Regions from separate parts of the Homo sapiens genome. Here all the other regions are linked to region 2. Evidence: chromatin loops called from intact Hi-C (ENCODE). Cell type or tissue: PC-9. All regions are shown on one strand.

The links. Peaks named below come from ENCODE experiments on the same cell type or tissue, not always from the same donor. Only the 100,000 strongest peaks of a DNase experiment are listed, where the experiment ranks them.
Region 1: it touches region 2 in a loop (11-fold over the local background); 7 of 110 quality-filtered maps call a loop at or near these places.
Region 3: a loop joins it to region 2, with 8 times the contacts of the local background. A loop is called at or near these places in 20 of 110 quality-filtered maps.

The regions. Positions count from the first base shown.
Region 1 is chr11:128,333,416-128,341,415 of GRCh38, reverse strand. LOC124902787 (a long non-coding RNA gene) reads left to right here and starts at 7,135. Exons shown (of 2, transcript XR_007062946.1): 1 at 7,135-7,342. In PC-9, a CTCF peak has its summit at 4,911; a DNase peak (open chromatin) is centred at 5,025; H3K27ac peaks cover 498 bases.
Region 2 is chr11:128,444,934-128,452,933 of GRCh38, reverse strand. LOC124902789 (a long non-coding RNA gene) reads right to left here. Exons shown (of 2, transcript XR_007062948.1): 2 at 1-1,214. Among named protein-coding and RNA genes, the nearest start is that of MIR6090, 73 kb to the left of the region's middle. RefSeq lists enhancers at 633-812, 3,469-4,668. In PC-9, no CTCF peak of the experiment used is centred here; a DNase peak (open chromatin) is centred at 4,253; H3K4me3 peaks cover 512 bases; H3K27ac peaks cover 2,689 bases.
Region 3 is chr11:128,286,796-128,294,795 of GRCh38, reverse strand. It overlaps LOC124902786 (a long non-coding RNA gene), which reads right to left and starts at 4,507. Exons shown (of 2, transcript XR_007062945.1): 1 at 4,472-4,507; 2 at 1-1,684. RefSeq lists an enhancer at 4,133-4,552. In PC-9, CTCF peaks have their summits at 4,385 and 4,587; a DNase peak (open chromatin) is centred at 4,585.

The DNA.
Region 1 (8,000 bases), 110 kb after region 2:
GTTTGGCACAGTACAGTATTCATTTTAAGAGACTACAGACATAATCCAACTGTGAGATTCTAATCCTTTCTACGGCTTTTCCTTGGAAACAAACTGTAGGCAAGTCGTTATAGCCATGGTGCCCCTACGGTCAGCATGTTTTTCGATGCCTTCACAAAATATGAGACTAGAAAAAAGAATGACTGGGCCCAAAATGTAAAAATAAAGCTGTAAATAAAAATTAATACATATTTAACTTATTAATAATTTTGTCAGAGACTGTAGCAATTCAACACAGATTATTTTTCCCCCTATTTTACTGAGGTATGATCGACAAATAAAATTTGAGTATATTTATCATGTACAACATGATGTTCTGATAGATGTATACATTGTGAAATGATTACCACAAACAAGTTAACTGATCCATAACCTCATAGTTATCTTTTGTGTATGTGTGCAGTGAGAATAGTTAAGATCTACTGTTTAAAAATATTTCAAGGCCAGGTGTGGTGGCTCACGCCTGTAATCCCAGCACTTTGGGAGGCCGAGGCAGGCAGATCATGAGGTCAAGAGATCAAGACCATCCTGGCCAACATGGTGAAACCCCGTCTGTACTAAAAACACAAAAATTAGTTGGGCATGGTGGCGCGTGCCTGTAGTCCCAGCCTCTTGGGAGGCTGAGGCAGGAGAATCGCTTGAACCCGGGAGGCAGAGATTGCAGTGAGCCAAGATCATGCCACTGCACTCCAGCCTGGGAGATAGCAAGACTCTGTCTCAAAAAAAAAAAAAAAAATCAATTATATCATATAGTATTGTTATAGTCACCATGCTGTACATTAAGTCTCTAGAACCTATTCTCGTAACGGAGAGTTTGTACCCTTTGACCACATCTCTCCTTTTCTCTTTCCCCCAGCCCCTGACAACCACTATTCTAATTCTACTTTCTGTTTCTATGAATATGACTTTTTTAAAGTCCACATATAAGTAAGATCATACAGTATTTGTCTTTCTCTTATCATATAGAATTTGTCTGTGTCATTACACATATTGTTCTTAGCATAATGCCCTCAAGTTTTATTCATGTAGTTGCAAATGTCAGGATTTCGTTTTTATAGCCGAATAATATTCCTTTGTATACATATGCCACAATTTGTTTATACATTCATCCACCAAAGACCACTTGGGTTGTTCCCATGTCTTGGCTATTATGAATAATCCTGCAGTAAACTTAGAAGCACAGACATCTCTTTGAGATACTGATTTTGTTTCCTTTAGATATATACCTAGAAGAGGGATTGCTGGGTCATAGCGTAGTTCTATATTTAATTTTTTGAGAAACCACCAGACTGTTTTCCACGGTGACTGTACTCATTTACATTCCCACCAACAGTGAACAAAAGTTCTCTTTTTCTCCACATCCCCACCAACACTTGTTATCTCGGGTTTTTGATAATAGTCATCCTAACAGGTATGAGATGATATCTCATTGCCGTTTTCATTTGTATTTCCCTAAAGATTAGTAAAGCTGAGTACCTGTTTATGTAGTTATCTGTTAGCCATTTCAAGAGACTATCTGTAAGCCACATCTATTCAAAATATAGGTACATTACACGTACGTCATATGTGTAATATGTCATATGTGTAATGTATTATGATGTGTAGTCTCCAAAAGTTAGAATGTTAAGCTACAAGAAGCTTTATAAAATGGTCTTGCTGCTTGTCTAACTTATAAGCCCTCATTTTAGAATCTCGTATGGCAGAGGAATAGAATGACATAATGGTTAAAAACTCAAGTCCTAGATTCAGACACAGATTTTGATTCAGAATCTTTATATGACCTGGGACAAGTTCATTACCTCTCAGATCTTTTTCTCACCAATAAAGTAGGAATAAAAATAATTATATCCATATCATAGATTTTTTTGAGAACAAAAGTCACTTGTTACAGCATCTGACCCCGAGAAAGCACTCGGTGAATTTTAGATTATAATTATTGCTCTTCTTTTTTATCAAACATTATTCATCCCACAAAATTGTTCTTAGTATTCTTCACACCTGGCTCTAACAGATTTAGACTGTCTCTATAAATCAAATTTATATTTGAAGGACTAAAAATGAAGCACTAGAAAAGATATCTGGGACAATGTGCTTCAGGCTTTGGGGGCAATTTTAAAAGATTAGGTTTAGAACTCTTTTATGTAATATGAACACAATTCAACCAAATACAGAATGGACCTCCTTAAGAGGAAAACTCTTATGTAGCTGGTTTATTCTGGCATTTCTGGTTTGGAAAACAAAACTCTGTATAAGAAATAAGCTACATTTCTGTATGCATGGAAGTGCCATTTGGAATGACAGATATTTCTAGAGTCTAAACATCTTCCTTAAGTTTCTCAGGCCTCAATGTTTTCTCACACTGTCTTACACATATCTTGGCCTTCCCACATTCTTCTTGGATTGATTGCCATTCTCTGCCTGACTCAGTAACAGGCTGGGTGCAGTGGCTTACGCTTGTAATCCCAGCACTTTGGGAGACCGAGGCAGGCGGATAACCTGAGGTCAGGAGTTTGACACCAGCCTGACCAACATGGAGCAAGCCTGTCTCTACTAAAAATACAAAATTAGCTGGGTGTGGTGGTGCATGCCTGTAATCCCATCTACTCGGGAGGCTGAGGCAGGAGAATTGCTTGAACCAGGGAGGTGGAGGTTGTGGTGAGCCAAGATCGCGCCATTACACTCCAGCCTGGGCAACAACAGCGAAACCCCGTCTCAAAAAAAAAAAAAAAAAAAAAAAAAGTAACAGTAACAAACAGAGATGTCTTTTGATATTTCCTGCCATATTTCATGTAATGCCGCATCTGGCAGGCAGCTATTCAGTACAGTATTAACTATCTTAAGGGCACCTATCCTGCTTTTCTCTATGTTTCTGTTTATTTGGTTGATTTCCCACTTTTTTATGAACAAATTAAAGGGAAAGGCTCTATATTTACCTCCATGCTTAGAGATCAAGCGCCAAGAACAGAGTAAATGTTCATTAGTGAATGAGTGAATAAATGAGTTAACGAAAATTCTAAGACTTATAGCAAATTATAAACTTACTCAGCTAGCTGACCCACAGCCAATAATAGCTGATTAAACAGCACACTGTGAAGAGTCTGCCGTTAGGATCATCCAGACTCTTATCTCCCCAGCTCCTCTGCACCTTCTTCCCACCGCATCTGAGCCCAAGTTGTTCTTCTATCCTAAAGTCCATGTGGGCTAGATCATAGACTGAGGATTCAGTTCTGGGCTCAAATCTTGGCTCTTTCTCTTACTTTCCATATAATTGTGGGCAAGTAACATAATGAGATGATCAGTTTCTAGGATTTATCCATCCTTGAAATTGTCTTATGTATTTAACTCCCCCTATTAGAGTGTAAGCTGCTCAAGGTCAGGGACTCTGTCAGGCTTATCAGCCACTGTGTCTACATTGCCCAGAACAGTGTCTGGAAACTAGCATCTGCTCATTCATACTTGTTGTCATAAAAGTGATGAGTTTAGTATCTGGTATGATCAGGCACTTTACAAATGGAAGCCCTCATCTGGACTGCTCCATAGCCTCCTGACCATCAGCCTCACCTCCCTTCAATTTGCTTTTCATTTGAGAAGCAGAGTATTTCTTCATTGCAAGCCTAATTCTGTCATTCTTTTTATGCTAGTCTTTAATGGCTCTGCAGTACCTTCAACATCAAGGCCATGCTCTTGCAAATATGGCCTTTTGTGATTTGAGCTCTACACACAGAGCCATGGTTACCTCCCGTTCCAGTTATGCTGCATGACTCTCTGAACAGCCTAAGGCTCCTGTGTCCTCTTCTCTTTGCTGTTGTCTGTCTGCTATGCCTGCTCAATTCTTAGTCTACTCCCCAGAGTGTGTCATCATTCAAAATTTGGCTCCGATAGTATCTCCTCTGCAAAGACATTCTTGATGTTCTCCTCATCCATCCCAAGCAAGCTTAATCTCTTTGTGCACATCTCTATTTTATGGATGTGTGTGTGTGTGTGTGTGTGTGTGTGTGTGTGTGTATTTTTTGATATATTCTTACATCAGGCTGTACTGTTTTTACTATATCTATTACCCCTACCAAACTGTAGGCACCAATATAACTATTGCACAGATGAATTATCCTGCTAACTATTTAGTGGCTGGCATAAAATATGAATAAGTGTAGACTGAACCTTCATATATGTCTTTGTTGATTGAATGAATGAATGAATGAATATGCTTATACATCAGAAACTGGTACCTACCTAGTTTGAGTTGGATGGTGTTTGCTTGATTACACAAGTCTGTGCACATTTATAGGCTATTTGGTGATGCTGCTGTCTTTTTTGGCATGTTTCTTTACTATTCTTAGTATTTTTCTCTGTGGCTGTATGACTTTAGCTTTACATGGAGTAGGTTAGAGTGATGGATGGAGAAGAAGCTGGTCTCTAGGGCTGGCGATTGCAGTGTACCATCTCTCCCCCTGCCTGCAAGTAAGGATATGTCTGTGGGGTGGGGAGCTCCTTCCTGGCATTTCCCTTTTTGAAGCTAATCTGAGAAATAGGGACATCCTCACCTCTGTAGCTCATACTCCCAACCTGCTCTTTTTACCCTGGGGAGGTCTCTCACAGTCATGGTGGCAAAATGTAGTGAAGGGGTCACTGAGATGGACAGGACAGTGGGGTGCAAGTTTCAGGAAGCTGCTTGAGCCCTTTAGGGCACTGTCTCCTCATTTATAAAAGGGGTTTGTCTGGCCCCTTCTAGCTCTGACATTCTAGAGTTACATGACTACGATGGTGCTGATAAGATGATCATGTAGTGGCGGGAGCTTGGGGGAGAGTCAATGGTGAGTCCAGATCCTCCAGGCAAGGCCCTGCCCCCTGTGGTATAAAGTCAGAGAGGACACATTTTGCTAATGTGCTTTATCTTGCCCATCAGCTCTGGGAACTAATTCCACTGGGTGATCACAGTTACCGGCCTCCTCATCTAAGGAGATGCAATTCCAGGAGCGGCTGCCCTCTGACCTGCTGGCTGGCCTGTGCATTACTCACCCTGTCATGGTCCTGAGACTGGCCTGCTGCCTGCTGGGAGCTTCACAGTCTGGCACAGCCGCTGGACTGGGAATGAAACAGGAAGCGTGCTGAGAGAGAGGGCAGGGGTGGAGGCTATTGGACCGGGAGGATGAGGCAGCTCAGGCCAAACACTCATCCATATTCAGCTGTGTGCCCAAGGAAGTGTGGATGATCAGGGACAGAGAGAGTGGCCAAATGAATGTATGGAGAAGAGTGTCTGGCTATTGGTACCCGGATGCTGAGAAAAGATCGTGGTTTTGCCCAACCAAACAATCCAGGGATGAAAGTAGTCTTGGAGGGTACGATGGGGGCTCCAGTCACCTTTTGCTCGTTTCCCACCCTAGGCAGAGCTCTGACTGCAATAATAAACAACATGGGGCAGCCGAAATCTCAGTTGCTGAGAGGCTGCACAGTGGGAGAGACCACGCATCACAACAGCCGGCCTGGGCTAGCGCCTGATTTGACGAGAAGCTCATCCCAGTGGATTGAGCCTTGAAAGTTCTTCTCTGACAGCTGGGAGTCTCAAGGGCTCAGCCATGAATCCTTCTAAACAGAGTTTGTGCTTTTGGTGGATGTAACCCCAGGAATCCCATCACGCTCCCAGAAGAGTACATGAATGGTGAAAGGACGGATGGGCAGATCGGGCACAGCAAAGCACCAAGGGAAGAAACAGCAAATGACCAAAGCTATAAGCCCTAGTGCTTTTAGATAGGGAAGGGGCTTTGCAACTGGCTCATGACCTTAAGTGAGTTTTTAAACTCTCTGAGTGAGCCTGTTTCTTTCATCTTGGTTTGGAAAAATGAAAGGAGCTCCTTATCAACTTAAGTCAGAAAACAAACAAAAAACAAATGTTGAAAGATTATAGTCACAGATGCACAAAGCAACTCTTCGTTCCATTTACCAATGTGTATAATGTAATGCATCATTCCACAAAAGCGGATGACGCTTCTAATGGAAAGCAAGGAAAAGGTGGAGGAAAAAAGAAAATACATTCTAGAAAATACAGAAATGCCGTATTTCTGTCTACCTTCCCTCACGTTTGCCCACAGGGCAGGACTTTTGTCTAAATGTATGATAGCCCTGGCAGTGTATACCTTCAGGCTCCAAGCTCCAGAGAACCCAAGAGGTAATGTGGAGACTGCAATTGTCAGCAATTCCATACACTGAGAAACACAGGGAAAGAGGCTGCATGTGTAACTCTCCAAGTCCGACATCTCCAGCTTGGACTCAAAACACCAGTGGTTTAATCCAGAGACAGAAACACCTTTTGAGTCCCATTCCATTACACAAGAAGCCCTTTGCTCTTTGGCTTGTTTTACTGCAGGCAAACTGCGAGGCTGAAATAGGATTTCCCTCACTGCAGCCCACATTGGGATAAGTCAGAGCCTGCGGACTCTGCTTGAGGAGTGGCCAGGGAGATGCTTGCAGAGTGCAGTAAACAGGACATGGAGGAAGTTGGGAGCTGGACTCGGGTTGTTAACAAGCCCTTCCCCGCCACCCCCACGTTGTCAGGAAATGTGGGGAGCTGAGGGCCACAGAGCACACAATGATGCAGTGGGAAGTGGCCTTTATAAATACCCAGGGGTCAGGGCCAGGCTCGGCAAACAATAGGGGAAATGATGATGGCGGCAGTGGGTGTGGGGGGTGGGGAAGGCCAGGATGAGTCCATCAGTGACAATAATGGAGCAGAAGCAGATACTGGCGCTGGCGGTCCAGGGGGGCCTGGGGGTTGTGAATCAAACTATACAAATTGCCGGTGACTCAGTAGCCACAACAGAGGGTAGCAGGGTCTGTAAACAGTCCACAGTATGTCCCATTGTTCCTTCAAGAACCTCTCCCTGGTCTCTACATGTCAAAGGTCTCTGTTTTGCTTCACTTACCGGAAGCTGGTGGAAGCTAGTTGAGTGTTCAGAGGACACCATTCCTCACCGGTGGTGACAGTGGGCTCAGGGCTGCATTTTCTGCCTTGTGTTCACCCTGGTAAGCAAATAGGCACCAAAGGAAGGGAAAGAGGATCTGCAGGGAAACAAACAATGCCCCAGAGCTGAACTTTGGTTTAGTCTCCCCAGATTCACTTGGTGTGTGGATGGGAATGGAAGATTAGTATGCCGCCCTTCACTGGCCGTGGGGAGAGATGCATTTTTGTATTCAGAATATAACCTTGCAAATGAGATCAAACATTTGAAGAGCTATGGGAAAGGCAATAAACCAAAGTGGGATTCTTCGTCACTTGTCCAGCATGAATTATTACTTGCTGGTTAAGCAGGTGAGTAAGTGGCTATTTGCAAAGCTGCCTGAAGGACCTAGATTATTATTTTGTTTTTTTTTTTGTGGGACAGTTCCTAGTTCTTTCTACGATTAGCTATGCAAAAGATAGACGACTGAAATTCTTTAGGCTTCATTTTTCCTCACCACATGGGGTTGGTCACTGAGGATCTATGAGACGCTAAACTTACAGAAACAGAAAGATTTTAGGTCAACTTATTTTTCTTTTCCATCTTTGCCCAGCACTGGAAATATATATTTTACCCTGACACACAGACTGAGTTAGAGGAGCTGGCATGTGCTCCATTTCTTCATGTTAAAGCATACCAGGTGTTTCTAAGTTACAGGGTGATTTCCATGTACAAAGATATTTGTGACATAAAATATACCTTTTGCAGAAATTATGAACTCCCCAGATTGAATGTTCCTTGTATCAATTATTATTCTGTTTTAGAGTGCTTCATCATAAACATGATTAAAAATCTAATTAGGTAATCAATTACATAACAGTCATTTCTTTCTCTAAAATGTAAGCTTTACAAAGGCAGGCCCTGAGCCTCTCCTACTGATATGGTTTCCTTGGTGCTGAGCATAGTTTCTCCCATGGAATTGGCCCTTAGTAGGTATTGAGTGAGTGAGCAGGAGAACGAATGCTCTCT
Region 2 (8,000 bases):
GATCTGTCTCTCCTAGGAGCCCTGGGCATCTGCCTCCACTGCGGCTGTAATTGGAAAGAAAGAAGGTGTTCATTTCTCTATTTCTCTGCTCCAGCTGCTGATCCTCAGTTTCCCCCTAGAGCTGTGTGAGCCCCCTTTGCCAAGTGACCTCTTCACATTACTTCTGGAATCCTGTTTTGGACAGAACAGGTGCCTGTCTGACTAGTACTGTCATACCTTCCAGCCCCAGCTCAGCATTTCTTGCCACTTCTGTACCTTGGTCTCACACTCCTTCTCCTGGGCCGATGGCCACCTGCTTTTTAAATAAATCTTTTGTATTATTCTAGTCCTTGGTGATTCTCCTGTCTCTCATTCATTCCCTTTACTCTCCATCTTGAGTTTCCTCTCTTTGTGTTGCACATCTTGTATTCCTAGAGAGGAAATCTAATAAGCTGAAGAGAAAAGGCAGTCACCTTTAAGACTGTAAAGTAGGTTTTAAATCCTACGTTTTAAATTTTAAACCAGGTGGTAAATCCTGGCCCTGCCATTGTTGAGCATTGTGAACTTGGGTTAAGTTATTTGACTTCTCTGTGCCTGGCTTTTTTCATCTGTGAAATGGGGATAAAAGTACCAACCTTGCAGGACTGACATGGTGATTGCCAATTCATCTGTGTTGGTGCTTGACATTTAGTAAGTGCTATGTAAATGGACTCTATTAGTAAATCTGAAACTGCAGTTCAAGAAAGTCTTTTTCTCCGTTTTTGAGAACTATTTTTTCACTGGACTCCTGGAACAAGAAAAAGACCTCAGCCTTCAGGGTGAGGACTCTGGAGGGCCTGTCTGAAGAGAGAGGAGTGTCTGTTCCCCGCCTTCCCAGCCCTGGACGGGCTCTGGTGCCAAGGCCTCCCTGCCTGCTGCGGCCCTGCTTGCTATTGCAGCTGCAGGTGGGCAGAGCGGCTGGCTTTGGGCGTGGAAAGGCGAAGGCCGTTCCGGCCAGCTCCAGGACTCAGCATTTTCCACTACTCCTCGCTCTGTTTGTTTTGCTCTTCGGGCTGCCCCCGCTGAGCGGGGACTTCTGAATGATGTCCAACAGCAACGCCGGGTCTGCCCGAAGTCCTCGCCCACTCTGGAGCTCCCAGCGCCTCGCGTCTCCTCCCGTTGGCAGGCGGAGGGAAGGGGGCCCGGCCGGCCCATGCAGAGAGCTCTTGCACAAAGTACCATTGTATGGGGCTGGTCTGTGGGAGACAAATGAAAGGGATTTCAAAATCAACAGCAAGTTATTTTTATCCGTGAAAAGGCTGAAATGCCTTTCTTTTCCATCTTGGAAAACAAACCTTAAGGGATCATTGTGCCGCAGAGTGTTTTCATTTACTCTGGTATTTGAGCATTTAGGAGAGAGGCTTCTGAAAGACCTGGACTCAGAAATAAAGAAATCCAGAAAACTGGGCTGCCGCCGCCGACGCACCCCTCCCCTAGGCAGGAGTCCACCGGGGATGGCCCAGAACGCCGCGCTCATGTGGCCCCATGCTTTCGTGCCTTTCTCTTGCCCTCCAGAGTGGGCACCTCCTTCCATCCACCCCACCCACCGGCTCTCCTGTTCACTGGCCCGCTTTTCTCATCCAAACTCTTAGCCTTCTGCATCTGAGTGGGGTCCAATTCAGGAATATGTGACCCCTTCCTGTAAGGCAGGAGTCTCCAAGGCGGGGACTGCCCGCTCCAGGAATTGCGCAGAATAGAACACGAGATAAGGGAAGAAACCATTAGAGCTTCTATTCATAGGTACTTTCAATCTAAAAATGGGAACTACTTTTCTATGTACTAATATTGAATGTATATATGGACCCCGGTACCCTCAGACTCCCACGAGTCATTTGCATCCGTGCGAAGCACTGTGAGGAAAGTGAAATTCTGCAAGGTGGGTGGGGGAGGTCCTACTGGTGCCCTGATTTCTCTTTTAGCATATTATGGTGTTTTATATATATATATATATATATACTTCAAGTTCTGTGATACATGTGCAGAACGTGCAGGTTTGTTACATAGGTATACAGGTGCCATGGTGGTTTGCTGCACCCATCAGCCCATCATCTACATTAGATGTTTCTCCTAATGCTAGCCCTCCCCTAGCCCACCACCCCCTGGTAGGCCCCGGTGTGTAACGTTCCCCTCCTGTGTCCATGTGTTCTCATTGTTCAACTCCCACCTATGAGTGAGAACATGTGGTGTTTGGTTTTCTGTTCTTGTGTTAGTTTGCTGAGAATGATGGTTTCCAGCTTCATCCATGTCCCTGCAAAGGACATGAACTCATCCCTTTATATGGGTGCATAGTATTCCATGGTCTTGCATAAACACAGTGAGTCGATTTACAAACCATATTATCCCATTTTAACCGAATCACTTTTAAAAAATGGAAAAGTGTCTTAAAAATTCTTCTGTAAGGAAACTGGAGATTGTTGACAGCAGGAGCAACTCATGCCCAAGAAGGTAAGAAGAATGCCATATCATTTCTTCTACTCCTGGAACAAATTATTTGCCAGCCATGTATTGAAGCTAAAACAAAAGCAATTTAATTAGATTTCACAAGATCTGGCCAAAAAGTTTTCCAAGTCATGAAGACTACATTAAACATGGATATATATTTATTGTCATTAATGATGATTAGTGCTCTGGGGTATTATATTACCAGGCAATGCTAACAGATATTAGCTAGTGCGTGGAGTTTATAAATAAATAAATATGTCTGTATTGAAGGTGGTTCTTAAAAATGTTTACTGATGGGAGTATAGGGTCAGAAAAGTTTTGAAATGACTGCTGTAAAGGAATATTTGCTGAGGGCCAGCAAGATTTCTGCTGGTGGTGGGAAAAGCCCAACATTTGCAACAGATAAAAATCAGTGTTTAAATTCTGACTCTACCACTCAAGTTTACACACTCAGTTTACTATGTGACTTTGGGAATACATGTAACTTTTCTGAGCCTCAGTTTCCTCAAAATAACAATAGTGACACTTACCCCACAGATCTATTGTGAGGATCAGTGAAATACTTTCTATTGAGGGTCCAGGGTAGAACTTGACATATAGTAAGCAATGCTCAAGAAGTGTTTGACTTCTCCACTCTCCCCTTGCTTCTGCTGGGAAGCTAGGGAAGAGCTGTGGGCTCAAGATGGAGCCCATTCTTGGCAAAAGCCTGCTGGTGGGCCCAGGGAGCTTCCCTCATGACTGAGAAGGTCAGCCTGGATTTTCTAACACATCACTAATGGCCTGTTCTTGGCTCTAAGAGGAGAGGACTGTGTGTGTATGTATTTAAAACCACTTTGGGTAGGCCTTCCTGGTGGCTTCCTAACCAGTATGAAACAAACGGTTATATGTTGGTTTCAGTCCAGTTCCCAGCAGACAATCTTTTTTCAAAAAAACGTATGTGTCAGAAGGTATCACACAACAGGGCCACAACTGGCAGGAAGTAGCCCCCCATTATGCAACTGAGCCAAAGTTCTCAGAAGTGAATGAGCCATGGAAAATTAGAACCCCCCACTGAGCCTGGAGCTTGGTCTCTGCCAGAACATTTGGACAGCCAAGCTATGCTATAAAGAAGGAAAAAAGCAATGTGTATGTATCAGAGGGATGGGGTTCAGTTCTTCTAGTTCCTTTCCCAGGCTCCCATTTTGCACACAAGGATACAAGAAGGATGCTGAAGACATCCTAGTGTGAGAGCCTCAATCTTCCTCTCTACCAACTCTGATCCATATTGCTGCTCAAACTGGGATTCATATTCTCTGGACAAAGCCACATGCAGGCTCTGAGAGAGCACTGACCAGCTTGTATATATGGAGGTCATTACGTGTCAGACTCCCCATTCTCAGCAGTGCTTCAGGCTCCAGCCTTAATCCTAGATCCACTACCCCCTTGCAGTTGGTCCTGGGAGAGATTTTTGGGAGTCAGAGACTCCATTCCAAGCTGAAAGAACTTGATCAATGAATGTTTCCTTCACAGTTGTAAACTGGGAGATGAAGGAAAACAAATGAAGCTGTTAAAGGCCAGGGCTCAGAGTACATTTTCGGAATGGAAAGAGACTATATATAAAGAAATAGCAAAGGAGGAGTGAGCTGGTCTGACTGCAGGGTCTTACCTGAACACAATTCACAGGGAAAACTGCTGTGGCCCATTGCTCCCTGAGCAACCTCATGGGTGTGCTCTCCCACAGCCCATTCCAAACAGGTGACCAACCTGTGAGTCAGGCTTGCCTGGGCTGGAGGCAGCTGATACAGGGAATTCACCATTTCCATTCCCGTAACCTGAAAGCGTTGAACTTTGGTCTCTGAGGTTTCACTCCGACAGGGGACAAAACAACCCTTGTTTTTATAACTTGCCTACAGGTTATAAGGAAGGAACACTTTTCTTCCCTCTCCCACCGGCTGCCATACTTGGTCTTAGGTTTGTTTTTTTTTTTTTTTTTTTTCCTCTGAGCCACCCACCTCTTTCCTTGTCTCAGGTCAGACTTTCTTGGGTTTCAGATTAACTGTGCTTGATTTGTGACTCTGACATTTGGATAATTCACTTTCCCATTTTAATAGTTAACTCCCAGAGTCCAATGTGCCAATTCCTATGCTCGTAGACAGTAATGTATTTCTGGGATTCTTCTATCCTACCAAGCATTCTTTACTCTCTGAATTTCAGAAATCCGTCTTGAGGGCTTAATTCTCTTAGAATCAAAATACCGACTTCAGAAGCAGGCAGACCTAAGATCAAGTTGAGGGTCCTTGGACACATAACCATAAGTCTGAATCACTGTTTTCTCTTTTGCAAATGGGATAATACCTACTTGATAGAGTTGTTATATTGTTTAAATAGAATCATGTAATAAAGTGACTTTTAAAGGACCTGATACATGGCAAATGCCCAATAAATATTTGTTTCCTCTCCTTTATCCATTCTACAAGGTAGAGAGTCCCCCTTAAATTGTTTCATTAAATATTAGTTTTATGTATTTTTAAAAGGTTATATATATTGAAAATTTAGATAACATGAAAATATTCAGAAGCCAATTAGAAAACTACCTGATATTCTTCACTATTGAAATTTTAGTATAAATCTTTTCAGCATTTAATTATGTACACATATATTTGATACCAAACATGATTTTTATAGAGGTAAAATTGATATACAGTGATATGCACAGATTTTGAGCAGTTTGATGAATTTTAATAGGTACATTTGTGTAAGCAATACCCCAGAAAATTCCAATATCCACACCCTACCGTCAATCACTATTCTGATTTCTATTGGCATAGTTTTGCCTGTTCTTGAACTTTATAATTTATGGGCATTGGGTATAGTACTGAAAGGTTTTGCCTCAATAGTAAAGCAAAATTAGCCCGAGAGTAAATGCTGTTCTGTTCCTGCCAAATAAAGCTTAAAGGCAAGACTCGAAAGGGTCAAACTATTTCCAAGTAACTTAACTCAAGAGTATTTTTAGGAATACAAAAATATCCACCCAGTCCACAATGTCTGGCATCCAATAAAGAATTACCAGGCATACTAAGAAGCAGGAAAATATGACCCATAATGAAGAAAAAAATCAGCCAGTTGAAAATTTCCAAGAAATGACACAGACGATAGAATTAGTACCCAAGGACATTAAAAGAGAGTAACAATTTCACATGTTGAAGAAGCTAGAGAAAAGACCAAACATGCCAAATGCGATACAAAAGACCTAAGTCAAAATTCTGCAGTTGAGAGCTATATAACATATGACATGAAAGATACATTGGGTGGGATTAATGGCAGATTCAACACTGTGAAGTCCCAGCATAGAAACGACCCATAATAAAGCACATATAAAATAAAGGGTGCAAAGAAAAATGAGCAGAGTGCCAGTGAGCTGTGGGACAGCTTTAAGTCTCTGAATAAACATCCAGTTGGAGTCCCCAGAGAGGCAGGGTGTGTGATAGAAAAAAAAAAAAATGGAAGCATTATTAATGGCTGAAACTATTCAGAATTTGATTGAAACTATAAACTCACTGATCTAAGAAGCCCCACAAACCCCAAGCACAAGAAACATGAAAAAAAATATGCTAAGTACATCAAGTTGCTTAAAGCCAGTGATAAAAAAGAACTCTTAAAAGAACTCTTAAATGTCTTGAAAGATAAGATATTTTACATACAGAAGATCAAAAGAAAAAATAACAGATTCCTTGTCAAAAACAATTCAAGGAGGAAAACAGTGCATAACATCTTTAAAGCAGTGAAAGTAAAAAAACAGGCAACCTAGAGTTCTATACCAAGGGAAAATAATCTTTTGAAACAAAGACTTTTTCTGACACAAAATATTAAAAGCTTTTATCACCAGCAGAAATATACAAAAAGATTATAAAAGACATCTTTTTTTTTCTTTCTTTCTTTCTTTCTTTTTTTTTTTTTTTTTTTTTGCATGGTCCCATGTTTTTTTGGAGAACCTTTTTCTTTTTTTTTTTTTTTTTTTACTTTTTTATTTGTTTTTATTTTTATTATACTTTAAGTTCTAGGGTACATGTGCACAACATGCAGGTTTCTTACATAGGTATACATGTGCCATGCTGGTTTGCTGCACCCATTAACTCGTCATTTACATTAGGTATTTCTCCTAATGCTATCCCTCCCCCTGGCCCCCACCCCATGACAGGCCCCCATGTGTGATGTTCCCTGCCCTGTGTCCAAGTGTTCTCATTGTTCAGTTCCCACCTAGGAATGAGAACATGCAGTGTTTGGTTTTCTGTCCTTGTGATAGTTTGCTGAGATTGATGGTTTCCAGCTTCATCCATGTCCCTACATAGGACATGAACTCATCCTTTTTTATGGCTGCATAGTATTCCATGGTGTGTATGTGCCACATTTTCTTAATTCAGTCTATCATTGATGGACATTTGGGTTGGATGCAAGTCTTTGCTATTGTGAACAGTGTTGCAATAAACATACGTGTGCATGTGTCTTTATAGTAGCATGATTTATGATCTTTGGGTATATACCCAGTAATGGGATCACTGGGTCAAATGGTATTTCTAGTTCTAGATCCTTGAGGAATTGCCACACTGTCTTCCACAATGGTTGAACTAGTTTAAACTCCCACCAACAGTGTAAAAGTGTTTCTATTTCTCTACATCCTCTCCAGCATCTGTTGTTTCCTGACTTTTTAATGATCACCATTCTAACTGGCGTGAGATGGTATCTCATTGTGGTTTTGATTTGCATTTCTCTGATGACCGGTGATGATGAGCATTTTTTCATGTGTCTGTTGGCTGCATAAATGTCTTCTTTTGAGAAGTGTTTGTTCATTTCCTTTGCCCACTTTTTGATGGGGTTGTTTTTTCTTGTAAATTTGTTTAAGTTCTTTGTAGATTCTGGATATTAGCCCTTTGTCAGGTGGGTAGATTGCCACATTTTCCTCCCATTCGGTAGGTTGCCTGTTCACTCTGATGGTAGTTTCTTTTGCTGTGCAGAAGTGCTTTAGTTTAATTAGATCCCATTTGTCTATTTTGGCTTTTGTTGCCATTGCTTTTGGTGTTTTAGTCATGAAGTCCTTGCCCGTGCCTATGTCCTGAATGGTATTGCCTAGGTTTTCTTCTAGGGTTTTTATGGTTTTAGGTCTAACATTTAAGCCTTTAATCCATCTTGAATTAATTTTTGTATAAGGTGTAAGGAAGGGATCCAGTTTCATCTTTCTACATATGGCTAGCCAGTTTTCCCAGAACTATTTATTAAAAAGGGAATCCTTTCCCCATTTCTTGTTTTTGTCAGGTTTGTCAAAGATCAGATGGTTGTAGATGTGTGGTGTTATACCTGAGACCTATGTTCTGTTCCATTGGTCTATATCTCTGTTTTTGTACCAGTACCATGCTGTTCTGGTTACTGTAGCCTTGTAGTATAGTTTGAAGTCAGGTAGCGTGATGCCTCCAGCTTTTTTTTTTTTTTTGCTTAGGATTGACTTGGCAATGCAGGTTTTTCTTTGTTCCATATGAAATTTAAAGTAGTTTTTTCCAATTCTGTGA
Region 3 (8,000 bases), 160 kb after region 2:
GAGTGGGCTGAAGTCAACTATGTCTCCTGGCTGAGTAATGTGTGCCAGGTCATTCCCTGCCCTGCTTCCTCTTTGCTCAATGGTCTTACTTACAATCCCCAGGGCTAAACATCTGACAGATCAGCAAAGGCCTCTCTATTGCTGAGGGTCTTCTAAGGGAAAAGAGACTTCAGCAAGGGAGCAGCAAGAGAGACTTCAGAGTGATGGTTGAACCCCTAAAGCACCTTGGTCTGAAAAGCTGGGGGCTCTGGAGGAGCACAAGCCAAACCTATGCCTGACTTCCTCTTGCCAGCAGGAGCAGCATCTGGTCTACCTCCACGTGCCCTCTACCTTGACTTCCACGGGAGCCTCTCTGAAGTGATCCTGCCTAGGAGCGGAATCTGGTATACAAACCCATGGAGCCGGCTCAGTGAATGCAAAACGGTTACATTAAGGATTGGGGTTCTGTTTATTGACAGGGTCATGGCCTCTCCTGGTTATGACCCCCGAGGGACCCTGGCATGGAAACGGGATTTGTAATGTAACACTAACAATAACACACTAGAGACAGCCGTGACAGAGCCCTTCTCTCCTACATGCTGCAGCTGGCTTCCCAGGATGAAGACAGAGCAAGGGGCAGGCGGGGCAGGCACAGGAGGGAGAAAGAGACAAAGGAGTGGGATAGAGTCCATGGGACTGGAGCTTCCCGGGCCAGGAGTCCAGCCCTGGCTTCTGTGGTCCTTGCGGTGAGAGGGCTCAGCCCCTGCCTCCAGAAGCCTTCATGATGCCTGTGTTACTTCCACCTTTCTGGACAGAACTGTGGGCTCTGGAGCAGCCACTCCCTCCTGCTCACCTCCCAACAGACCCCCTCTACAGAGTCCTCCTGTCACCAAGCAAACCTGCTCTCAATCCACCACACCCTCGTCCTTTGTTTGTGAATTATTTATTTTTTCTCTCAGGGGTTGGGGAGGTAATGAGGCCGGATAAGGAGAGGAATAGAAAACTGAAGTCTCAATAACTTTCTCATGGGTTTCTCATTCCACAGGCAGCCTGGACAAAATTGGAACAGTGCATTTTCTTTGGTTTCTGCCCTTGTCTTTTGGGGGAGGTCCTGGGGGCCTGTGAAATATTTTCAACAGGGAAGAAGGGGTCCCAGAAATCACACCGCATGGTAAACCCCTTCTTGCAGCATTCCATCAGTGGCTTCTTTTCTGGTCTACCTGAAATGAGAAATCCTTGTGACCTTACAGGATCGGAAACAGGAGAATTGTCCGATGGGCAATGAATGAGGGTTTAGGAGAGAAGCTGTGGTCTCTGCCATTTTTCCCATCAGATCTGCACATCACTTCTCATCCATCCAAGGGCCCAAAAAACCAAAGAGTGGAGATTCTAGAATTGCCTGGCATCCATTCAGTGGTGATTTCCAGGGGAAGTTCTTAAGAACCTTTTTCTCCGTCTTGCACTCTGGGAGGGTCAATTTCCTTGAAGAGAGGCGTCATGAACGAGAACAGTCAGCAGTCCCTTGGTGGTCTTGAATGAGGCCCCCCCCTTCCAGAAATCCTCCAGCACCTCCATTGCTGACAGGCTTTCTTTTCTGATGCAAACATTGATCCATGCCTGGGGCCCCAGAAGTCCTCCAGGAGCCAGCTCTTCTTTTGCCGCACAGTATTGCCCTTTGAGATTGAAGTCTTGATGGAGAAGCCATCTAACTCCATGTTGTATTTGAAGGATTAAAAAATAAATCAGAACAGGTGGTCCTAAATTCGCTTAGATACATTTAGCATTATATTCACATAGGGAGGCTGTCATGGTTGCCTGACCACTTGTTATTAGTAGCTGGGCATACCCAGGCTTCACCAGCAAAATGAGGGCTCTTCATACATAATCAGTTTGCCATCACCCATTTCCTGCACTAAATTATCAGAATTCAAAATGAATAAGAATTTTCTGTGTCTTCTAGTTACTATGTGGAGACTTGAAGCACAGAATGATAGATTTTATGTCCTTGATTGGCAAAACATGCAGATGAGGAGGTGGCTGACAGCTAAATGTGATTTTTTTCATGATTTCTTCTTCAAAATACACCCCCTCTGTATTATATATAAACTCACACCCACCTTAACATTTAATTCCCACCCTGCTCATGAGAGTTCCTAGATGTGTTTCCCACCTATGTGTACTTGACCTTTATAAAATATTGCCCCGAATCATACCTTGCACTGTTCCATTTTATTGTTCATTAGTGTATGCACATGCCTTATTTTCCTTAAACAAATATGTAGCCCTCGAGGGCTGAGGCTTTAGGAATGTTCTCATCCTACACTGGCATGATTCTCAGTAGGTTCGGACATTTGTGCCTCTTTTCAGCACATGGACAAGCGCGGTGGCCCCATGTCTATGTGCTGGGAAGAGTATCATGATGACCTGGAATTCAGTGTTAGTTCAGAGCTATTATCAGGGATTTTCTGAAAGACAGCCAAAGAAAAGAGGCTGAAATTACTTGCAAGTAATTTAGATATTATTTGCCTAATTTTTGCATGAAACCTACATGACCATGGTGTCATATTTAATCATTTTCTGTTCTCTCTCTGCCTATCTCTCCTTCTCTCTTTTTTCTTTCCCCCGTCTTCCATTTTTGCAAAAGTAGAGACACAAGTTACCGGAAGACTCAATTGTCAGAGTTCAAAGTCTTTGCTAAACATTTGACATTTGACAGCGTGTCCCCCCGCCTTCCTCCGCACTCTCATCTCGCTTGCATGGGCACAAGCCTCAGAGAGATAACCATATCAGGCAGAATAAATGAAGCCTGTTTCCTTCTAAATTTGCTTCCTCCTACACAGTATGGCTATGCACTCTGAGGTTGGCATGCACTTTACCCCAGAGCTCTCTCTGTTGACTTTTAGGTGGGGTAGTAGGCTAGACATAGTTAAAGAAAAAACAAAAAACGAACAACAATAAAACCCCATGTACATTCACCAGACAGAAATCATGGACATTTTGAACCAGAAAAGCCATCACAGAAAGTCTTGTCTAACATTCTTATTTTATAGACAAAGAAACTGAGGCCTGGAGAAGTGCAATGAATTGTCTGAAATCAGAGTTTGCTGTGAATAGAGCAAGCATGAGAACTCAGAATTCTCTTAATACCAAGTTTGCTATTTTTCTCTGCCTTAACACAAAGGCTCAGAAACTACATGTTTCAGCAGTAACACTGCAATTCCAGATAGGGGACTTCTCCAATATCCAGGGAGGCTGGATCAGCAGTAACACTGCAGTTCCAGATAGGGGACTTCTCCAATATCCAGGGAGGCTGGATCAGCAGTAACACTGCAATTCCAGATAGGAGACTTCTCCAGTATCCAGGGAGGCTGGATTCTCCCACACATTTATCAGGAAACACATAAAAGCCTTATCCTCTAGCAACTTGCCTTGGGGGAGGTCTGGAAGAGCTGCTTCCGACCTGACTTGGGGTCTGAGTGAGAGGAAAGCAGCGGGGTATGGCATATTTTGCGCATCAGCTTCTCCCGTTCCCTGAGTGGCATTATCCAGGATTTGCAGGGGGCAGCCCAGCCCTTCTTCTCTTAGAAGCCCCAGCTTGCCGAGGGCCAGTCGGGACTAACTTCTTGCTCATCAGAAGGCAGCACCATGACAGAGAGGAAAGGAAGCTGGAGCTGCTGGAGGCAGGGCTGGGCTCCCGAGCAGGAAGGGCATGCAGTTCCCTGCTTCATGCAGTGTGGGGCTATCCAAAATTATTGTCTAAAATACCCTTTAGAGGAATAGAAATGCCACTGCTGACGTTCTTTACTTTAGGTCTTTAGGGGATTTTAGAATGGAATCTAAAGAAAAATGGAAATGACTCCCCCAGTGGTAATGGTCTCCATGTGATTAGAAGCATGGATAAGGATGAAACTTGGAAAGGGAAAATGATGAGAACCCCCCAAAATCTTCACCTCCTCCATCCTCTTCTTTCTGGCATGTGCTTGTGGATGGACAGACAGATAGCACCCCTCCAACCCACACAAACCTGTGGTGCTGTCTGGAAGACCAGAAGGGGTTGCCTGGGCCTCCTTCATCGGCCACCATCTGGCTTAAGCAAATCTCTCACTCGGAGCCAACACCCTGCCCCTCCCTGTGCCACTTGCGTAGGTGCCCAACAGCTTCAAGATAGGAGCCTCCTTCCTCCCCTGTTGCTCCTCACTTCTGGGGCTCAGCAAGGATGTTCATAGCTCCTAGCCGACCTTCTGCTTCTCCAGGGATGGGTGTGTCTGGCCTGCCACGGTTCCCGTGGACACCGGCAGCCCCCCTTGCAAACTCTGTTCCTGCTCTTCGAGTGCATTCTTGGCCCACACAACCAGCCTCTAAGGTGCCCCCGCTGCAGGAGAGCCTCCCATTCACTGGCTCGCCACTCCGCCTGTGTGCTTCCCAGCCGACCAGGGCGAGTTTTCAGAAAACTATTTTTAGAAAGAGTAACCTCAGAATAAACACCACTCACCAGATGCTGGTGTTTTTCTGGGGCAACCAAGCTGAGGATCATTTGTTTAAAGAGAAAGGTGAAACAGACAACGTTGCTCTTTTGGCCTGGGATGGTTTGCAGACTGCTGGGTTTTACTCCCTCTAGCGGCATGATTTTAGAAGACATGACACTGCCTTGACCCAGACTAATAACCATATTCTATAATGGCCGGGATATTTGAGATAACTCAATTTTACTTGACATTTAGGCTTCTAGTTTGATGCCAAGTAAGGACAGATTTAATCCTAAGTTTACAGGTACAAACATGTGTTAAGACTAATAGGACAAACTCTCTGCATCATTGTCTTATCCCTGCAAGGGTTGATGAATAAAATTCTATTTTGAAAAAGAGATGTTATAGTAAAACTGCTGGATATCTTTGATTATATAAAACTTATTCCCTACAGAAGACCTACATGTAATTTTGTACTATGTATCACTTTCCTAAATAAGTGGATGGGATAAGGAAGAACAAATTAGAAGAGGGACTTGTGAGTCTAATGTTGGCAAGAAAACAGAACAAAACAACATAAAGCCTTCTGATTGTAAGACTTGAGAGACCAGAAACACCTAAGAGGCATCAAAGTGTGTCTCTCTTTGAAAGTTGTAATCATATTTCTAATCATTATATTTCTTAGTGAATTTGGTACAATCACAAAATGACAACAGAACAAAATGCAATGACTTTTTGTAGACCTTCCTTCTCAATTCCAGGATTCTACAATCCAGCCCCATTTCTCTGATTGGAAGAAAACTGTAAATGAAAAGATTGTCACTGGCCTGAAGACGTTAGTCCTCTGATTAGCAGAGCTTATCAGTGTGGAAAATAGTCAATGGACAATGATCTAGTCATATCATAAATGACTGGATTTCTCCTACAACCTGGGTGTTACTGAGCTGCAGACTAAAACCAAAACGACTGTGGGTGACCAGAGGGAAAACGCTTGAAGTCATCAATCAGTTAAATCATGCTCATATCTCAGCTCATTTTGAGTCAGGCTTTGCACATGACAGAACTGCATTCATTCAACAGAAAGCATTCCATTCACAAAGAGTTCAGCTAAACCGACACTTGATTCATTATGAGTTCTTTTGCGGAAGGAGCGGTTGGTTTTCCAGAGTAACAGCCTCGTCTCTGACAGCCCTTTTCTCTGTATTCACGTTCACCATTTTTGTATGTTTCTGCCCACAGCTTATCCAACTTTCAGCAACCACTGATGGGGAGACTAGAATGCTGGTTTCCCTGTGGCACATGAGTAGTACATGATACTTTTTGTCCTCTAAAGTGGATTGTCACCAAGAACATGTCGGTGCTAATTTCCCCGAAGCATTGGTCTGTTTTCCTTTGCTGCAGTAGAAAGGAAGACCTATATACTATGTTACCCTGAGGGCAAAATTATTCCTGGTTTAAAACCACTGACTTAAGGAGAGGTACTGGGAATGAGAGAGATTTTATTCTTTCTTTTTTTCTGTTTATATTTTCAACAATTATAGCACACCTAAACTGTGGCGTAGGCCTTGGGGATCAATAGCGAACAATGATAAATTCCTATCGTCAAGTAACTTGTATTCTGGTATATGTGTACAACAGGGACGGATGGTACACAGCAACAAATACATGAGTATTCCTGATAGTGATAATGTTATGAAGACACTAACACAAGGTAGTGAGCAAGGGAGTAACTATGTCAGCATGAACAAAGTGCAGGGACCATGGAGAGCTCTCAGTGCCAGCTCTTGCATTTAGCTGAATCTCGGATCATAGCAGGCAAGAGATAGCCACTGGTGGTGGTGGCCCCGGTGCTGGTGGCAGTGGATGTTGTGAAAGACAGTAATATGACCAAAGTTATGGTTTTATAAGTTTCTTTTGATAGTGATCTGTTTGCAGGATATTGGAAAAGAGCAAAGCCATGGAAACCAAGAAATTGGTTAAGAGGTTGTGTAATTATCAAGAAAAATGGCAATAAAAGCCTGAGCTGGGTGATGGCAGTGGGAATGGAAAGAAAGGATTAATGAGAGAAACTGCGAATAGAAATTTACAGCAGAGTTCACCTGAGTTTTAGATTTAACTGATTATTTTAAAAAATAACCCTGTGTAATTTTGTCCCATGAGGACATTAAAACAAATGAACACTACCATCAATTCTGCTTTATGAAAATGAGACGGTGTTAACACATGAAAAGGCAGACAAGACATAATCTCGCTACAAAGGGCAGTCCTCTAGGTTAATAAGTTTTTAGTTTTGTGCTTAACCCACTGGACTGTCTTATTTTTGTCATTGCATTACAGACCAGTAACCATTATATACAAGTCTGATATTATTCTAAGATTGGCATTTTACAGCCTGTATGTTCCAGGCTTACCTGAAAACATGATGGATCAGGAGGCTGAAAGAAAAAAAAAAGTGATGTAAATGATGACTCCCAAGTTTTGTACTTACTTGAACAAGAATTTGAGAGAATCATTAACAATGACAAAAAAATAGGAAAAATGAGAGGTAGCTTTGAAATAAGGACTGTAAGTCTGGAGTGAAGCCTGATAAATTTAAGATATCTGAGGAACATTCCTAATAAAATAATGAAGAGTTGTAAGCATAGTATTGAGATTAAGGATGAGAGTCCGAGTGACACATATAGATTTTGGAATTGTTCTAATGAAAGTAATTGAAGCCATCAGGGTGAGCACAATATCAAGGGGAGAAAAAGGAAGGAAAGTGGACTCAAACCAGAACATTAGAGAAAATTATCAGGCAAGACTTAGCCAGAACTCCAAGGTTAGAGGAACCCAAAATAGTCAAGGGCTTTTGTAAAACAAAACAGCCAGGTGTCAATGAATGAATTGATAGTAAGACAATTGAGGCCAGAACCATAAATATCCTCTTTCTGGATAACCGTGAGAGGAAGGTCTGAAGATAGTTCATTTGTTAGTAACAAGAGCTGACAAAGCGTAACGAAGAAGGTCCTTAGATAACATGTGCTTATTATGGATCAAATCAGCACCATGCTATGAATTTCTTGAGCTACTCTTGGATGCTGGGGAGTGGGAAAAGAGAAAACAGGAGGCAGAAGCTAGCACTAGAAGTAAGAAGAACAGCCAAGCACATGAGGATTCCAGCGTTTGAAAGAGAGAAGCACTGACAAGGCCACCTCAGGACCAGAAGTGGGCAGGAAAATGGGAAATCAGGGATTCACTGAGGGACAACAGATCACAATGAAGGGTGAGAAATTGCTGTGGCCTTATTGTGATCAGAAGGCAGGAGGCCTGATATTAAGGTGAATTCCAAAAGCATGAATGCATGTGAGTTTTGCTTACCAACTCTGCGCCTCACTATTATGATCCTAATAGTCAATATGACATGCGAGCTCCTTGTCCTCATGGAGCTGTGATCTATAGCAATGGCAGGAGGCAGAAAGAAACAGACAATATGAAAAAAATAAGTAAAGAAAATATCAGGTGGTGATGATGATATAAACAGAGTGATGTGACTGAAGGTGGCTGGGGTTACCA